Linked DNA regions of Homo sapiens: region 1 is linked to region 2. The links are chromatin contacts, found by Hi-C or POLR2A ChIA-PET in ENCODE. All regions are on one chromosome and are shown on one strand. Each heading gives the region's core, a stretch centred on a gene start or an enhancer-like site at or near the end of the contact. The rest is flanking DNA. Distances are from core to core; before and after follow the strand shown. Region 1 holds the start of POU2F2 (POU class 2 homeobox 2). Region 2 has its middle 11 kb from the start of LINC01480.

What was found. A loop is a pair of places that touch in the nucleus more often than their neighbours do. ChIA-PET counts read pairs that join two places held with the same protein, here RNA polymerase II (POLR2A). Pooled maps may share reads with other maps.
Region 1: a map with no recorded cell type shows a loop between it and region 2 (3-fold over the local background). The contact joins the promoter of POU2F2 here to the enhancer-like site in region 2. A Hi-C loop is called at or near these places in 4 of 37 single-sample maps with no recorded cell type and 5 of 50 pooled maps. POLR2A ChIA-PET finds 5 or more read pairs at or near these places in 1 of 52 experiments (A673).

What each region holds. Positions count from the first base shown.
Region 1 is chr19:42,131,090-42,133,789 of GRCh38, reverse strand. It overlaps POU2F2 (POU class 2 homeobox 2), which reads left to right and starts at 1,344. Exons shown (of 15, transcript NM_001394376.1): 1 at 1,344-1,406. The coding sequence starts at 1,379. LNROP (long non-coding regulator of POU2F2) reads right to left here and starts at 1,161. Exons shown (of 3, transcript NR_038332.1): 1 at 1,029-1,161; 2 at 762-885. MIR4323 (microRNA 4323) reads left to right here and starts at 277; the gene lies at 277-345. RefSeq lists an enhancer at 73-122 and a silencer at 403-662.
Region 2 is chr19:41,545,112-41,547,811 of GRCh38, reverse strand. No RefSeq gene overlaps it. Among named protein-coding and RNA genes, the nearest start is that of LINC01480, 11 kb to the right of the region's middle. Within about 2 kb of position 1,296, at least 13 of the 41 ENCODE cell types and tissues checked have a DNase peak (open chromatin) inside an H3K27ac peak, as active enhancers do.

The DNA.
Region 1 (2,700 bases), core at 95-2,594, 590 kb before region 2:
GGCACATATGTGTAGAAGTGCCCTTGTGCCCATGGGTCCATGTGAGGGAGTAGAGGAGGTATCAGTATATGGGAGTGACCATCGTCAGCAGGGAGGGCTGGTGTTGGGGCCTGTGCACATAGATGTGTTCATGCACGTGTGTGTGCACACGTGTGTGTGTGTGAAGTGCTGGGGTTCATCTGTAGAAATACTTGTGTGTGTGAGGGTGAGTCCAGGCGTCTGTGCATGCACCTGTGGTTTAGGGGGCCCCCCAGCCACGGGGCGCAGGATGTCCTGCGGGGCCCAGGCGGGCATGTGGGGTGTCTGGAGACGCCAGGCAGCCCCACAGCCTCAGACCTCGGGCACCAAGAGGAAGAGGGCAGCGGACTCGGGCGCGCCTTTGTCTGAGCTGCGGTGCGCCGGGAGTCCTGCGCCTTTGTGTGACCCTCGCAGGTGTGCGAGCGGAGGTGTTGGGAGGGTGTTGGGGAGGGGAGCGGAGGGAGGGGCTCCCTTCTCCGCAGCCGGCCCCGCCCTCCGGCCCATTGGCTGGGCGCTGCCGCCCTCTGGCGGGCACGGAGGGAAGCGCTGAAATGGGAGCGCCGCAGCGCGAAGAGCCAGCCGGCAGCCCGGGGACCTGGTGCTCCCCTCCACTGGAGCCGCCTCGGGCGCCCGCATTTGGCCGGCGACTTATTGTAGCCCCAGGCCAAGTCCCCGACCCACCGTCCCCACTACCACTGCCCACGGGCACCACTTCCTCCCAATGGTGGCACCCAACAGCTCACCTGCAGATAGGCGCAGGGCTTGCTTGATCTTCCCTGCCGCGGCGTGCTTTTAAGCTTCAACGCTTCTTGGCTCTGGGCCTTTGGGAAAGCTACTGCTCACCTCTCTGATCCTCAGTCTTTTCATCTGTAAAATGGGGCAAATAAGAGTGACCACCACATTGGAGATGGCACCTGTCAAGAGTGAGGCACAGGGTCAGGCATCGGCAAAGCCCTCTCTCCAATAAGCTGCTGGCTAGTGTTTTATTGTTGTTACTGCTGTGGACCCACCTTCTCTCCCAGACCCCCATTCCCTGTTCCAGACTTGTTTGCCTCCATGGGGGCGACAGAAGTCGGGGGGCAACTGTTGCAGGCACCTCTTGGATCGCAGCCGTAGGAGTCGGCTCTTCCAGCCTGCTTATCCTCTGCCCCACTAGCCCCCACCCCCCAGCACACACACATGATTTGGGGTGGGCCGGGCTGCCGGGGCGGGTCTGTGGGCCAGGGTATTTTCCCTTCTGAAGGGGGCGGACCGGCCCTGTGGTTTCCTCCCTGAGTGACTTCCGGCAGGGAGGGCTCGGCCCCCAGAGAGGGTGGGGAGATGACACAGTTGTTCCCCCAGCCCTGGCGGGGCGGGCAGCATGGTTCACTCCAGCATGGGGGCTCCAGGTAAGGGGGCTGGTGCCTGTGCCACTGCTCAGAGGACAGGCAGCACATTTAGGTTTGCTCTGCGGGCCCTGCCTGCCCCTCCTCCTCAGCTGTCTCCATTGTCCTTCTCCTCTGTACTCTAGCAACTCCCTCTCTCCCATGCCGGGTCCCCGCTAACCCCCACAGCTCCTCTTTGCCCTCTCTTTCCACATCAGGCACCGGAACTTCCAACATCTTCTCTTCTCTGTTGCCCTGTTCCGAAGGGTCTGGGGACGGGAGGGAGGGAGCTGGGTGTTGGTAGCGGGCCCTCATGTGGAGAACCAGTGGGGTGGGTGACATGGGCAATCCTTGGATAAGGGCTGCAAAGGGATTGGAATGCCAAGTTGCTGGACTTGGGGGATGTCATTCCCTTTTGAGTGTGTGTGTGCACATCTGGTACAGGTGTGCGTGTGCATGTGTGTGTGCAGTAGTTCTGAGTGCTCTGAGTGGGACTGCTGTGTGCTTGTGAGTGTAGGGGGCTGTTGTGTGTGGCATTGTGGGGTGATGATTGCCTGGCTCCCTTCTTCACTTCATTCACCTCAGATGTCACCTCCTCAGGGCAGCCTTCCCTGACCTCCCCATCTAAACTGGCACTGATCCTGTCACTCTCAGTCCCCTCACCCTGCTTTATCTTTTCTTCACGGCACGTATCACTGCTGGGAATTTCATTATGTGTTTGTTTGTGTGCTTATTAAATGCCTTCTCCACCAAATGTCAGTTGGCTGAGTGAACATTGTGCACCAGGCACTGTACAAGGTGATTTATAGCTGTTGGCTCATTTAGTAGAATGTGTATATGTCTGTATGGTGATGGCTATCACTCAGCAGTGTTGATGGGAGTCTTAAATGAGGTAATACATGTAGCATGCTTAGCACAGTGCCTGGAACATGGCAAGCACTCAGCCCTTCATGCCTGTTTCATTTGTGGCTGTGTAGGCATGACCATGGGCATGAGTCTTGGTTTGGTGGTGTGTGCTGTCCTATATGCGCCATTGTGTGCGGGCACCCGTGTGTCCTCCACCAACATGTATCTATTGAGTAGTTCTGTGTTGGGTGTTGGAAGTACAGTGGAAAGGGTAGCTCAGGTCTGTCCTCCTGGAGCTCCCAGTTTATTGGAGAAGACAGACCTGTCACCAATGACAGTACAGACAGGTCAGGGCTGGGATGGGGGAGGTCCAGGCAGAGGGATCAGGGCTGGGATGGGGGAGGCCCAGGCAGAGGGGTCAGGGCTGGGATGGGGGAGGCCCAGGCAGAAGGGTCAGGGCTGGGGTGGTGGG
Region 2 (2,700 bases), core at 47-2,546:
CTTTTGATGACAAAAGTCCTGGTCCCAGCCATTCTCAGATTCTGTCATCCCCGTGGGCACTATGGAGCTCAGCACTATGGGAGGTTCCCCAAAAATCTCGTTTTCTATGAGGAATGGCCACCACCTGCATCTCAGTGATGCTAGTGACCCCTTTCCTACTCCTGTGCTCACTGGTCCTCATGAAGATCCTGGTTGGTCTGTAGCCCCCTATTTTTCCTATTAAAGAGAAATTACAGTAAGACCAATTTGTGTGCAAAATCAATTTTAGGCTTATTACACTTGGCCTGATAATTTGCATAAAATGCAGCAAGAATTCATCGGCCATATAGGCTACTTTTGAGTTAATTTTCCTGGGTTTTTACCTAAAAATATACTATTTTGGTTAGAGTCTTGTGAAAATAACCAATGTGTTCAATTGTTTTATTTTAAAAGGCTCTTACTGAACACTATAAATATGTATAAGTTGAATATACAAACTATATTGTCATAAAATCACAACCCAAAATGTGGAGAACGCAGAGGGAAAGGTAAATTTGCTCGCAAAAACATACTTCACCCAAATAACTGGAAAAAAAAAAAGACTTTCATGACCCTTCTTTAACCAGAGCAGCAGCTTTCAAACAAGATGTTTGCCTTGGAAATGCCATTCACAAGCCAAACGGCCCTTGAGAGCTGTCTGTCAGGCACTGTAGAATCTAGCAGCTCCTCACAGAGTTAGAAATAGTTTCAGGAAAGAGATTCCCTGCTTTTAGTAACTGCACTTTATATTCCCAGATAGCGAGATTGTATGTAAACCATTTTTATCTTATTCTGGAACTCTTTTGGGTACTTTTTTTTTTTTTTTAAATGATGGAGTCTGGCTCTGTTGCTCAGGCTGGGGTGTAGTGGTGCGATTTCAGGGTATGAGAAAATGCAGCTGGACCTGGCTCTTTCCAGGAAGACCCTCACAGCCAAGGAGTCCAAAGCCTGGGGTTTTCATCTAATTCCAGTGTGACTGGGGTAGGAGCAGCTTTGGTGCTGGGTGTGTGTGTGTGTGTGTGTGTGTGTGTGTCTATGCCTGTGTCTGTTTAGGGTGTTAGGCTCGTGGTTGTCTAGATACAAATGTCCCAGGGCTCAGGAGCCCCAGGGTTATGTCAGGGGCACCAGATGAAGGTGTCAACAGAAGTTAGGGCACAAGGGACAAAGGTGAGAGCAAGGTTAGATTCATTTAGGTGCAAGAAATCATAGAGGGAGGAGGGAGAGGAAGGCCTCCTGCTACCACCGAGGAAGAAGCGCAGCTTAAGGCAGAAAGCCTGTCCGGAGAGGAAGTGAGTTTGAGGGCAGGGCTCTCTGGGTAAAGTACGGTCTGGGACACCAGCCTGGGGGAAGGGTACAGAATGCAGAGTGGCCTGGCGTGGGGACTAAGAACAGAGGAGAGCAGCTTTCACTGGGAGGGTCAGTGTTTTCAGTGTCCAGCACTGAGCAAGGTGAGATTTGGGCAGCTTGCTGTGAAATAAGGTCAGGCTCTGGCATTGTCCCCATTGCGTGTGTGTGTGAGGGGCACTTTGGGAGAGTGAACTCTCCACCTCCATCCTCTCATACGTCCTTCAACCGAGCTTGCCAGTTACCCTGATTCCAAGGAGATCTATTTATTGTTGACAATACTGGATCCTAGCAGAGGCTGGGTAGGAGCCTGGGCACAAGCAAGTGGAGGAGGGGGCCTGGGCCTGAAAGACCTGGGAGGTTTGAGAGAGGACACAGCCCACAGAATGGAGCAGATGGGGTAGAGTCGGCAAGCATTCAGGGCTCCTAGTAAGTTGGACAATGGAGACCCTGAAAGATCCAGTAAAACGGGGAGAACAAACAGGTCCCCAACTCACATCCTTGCAGTGCCTGGAGCTTCAGACTCCAGACAGGTGGGGAAGGAAAATTGAGGGATGTGAACATGTTGGAGAATGTCGTGCCCTGAAGAATGAAGAAAAGGGGGGTGAGGAATGAGAGCAGGAACGGCTTCCAGTGCCTGGTGCCCAGGAGAACTCAGAAAATGGGTGTGGTGGAGAGGAATCGAGGAACCGGAAGTGGTGGAAGTGTGCAGGGCCCCTCCGAGATCACTGTGACTGCCAGGCGTCCTCCCTGGCTGGAGAGCTTCACTGTCCTCCTTCCCAGCCAAAATGTGTCCCTTGAAAGCTTCCTCCCCAATGGACTGGTTCTGGGTCCTATATATTTGAAGGGGTGGCCTGCCTCTCCACACCTGTGGGTATTTCTAGTTGGGTGGGAGGAGAGACAGAGAAAAGAAATAAGACACAGAGACAAAGTATAAAGAAACAACAGTGGGTCCAGGGGACCAGCACTCAGCACACCAAGGGCCTGCACCGGCACCGGCCTCTGAGTTTCCTCAGTTTTTATTGATTATTATTTTCATTATTTCAGCAAAAAGGAATGTAGTAGGAGAGCAGGGTGATAATAAGGAGAAGGTCAATGAAAAACATGTGAGCAAAAGAATCTATATCATAATTAAGTTCAAGGGAAAGTACTATGCCTGGACGTGCACTCAGGCCAGATTTATGTTTCTCTCCACCCAAACATCTCAGTGGAGTAAAGAATAACAAGGCAGTATTACTGCAAACATGTCTCACCTCCCGCCACAGGGCAGCTTTTCTCCTATCTCAGAGTTGAACAAATGTACAATTGGGTTTTACACCGAGACATTCAGTTCTGAGG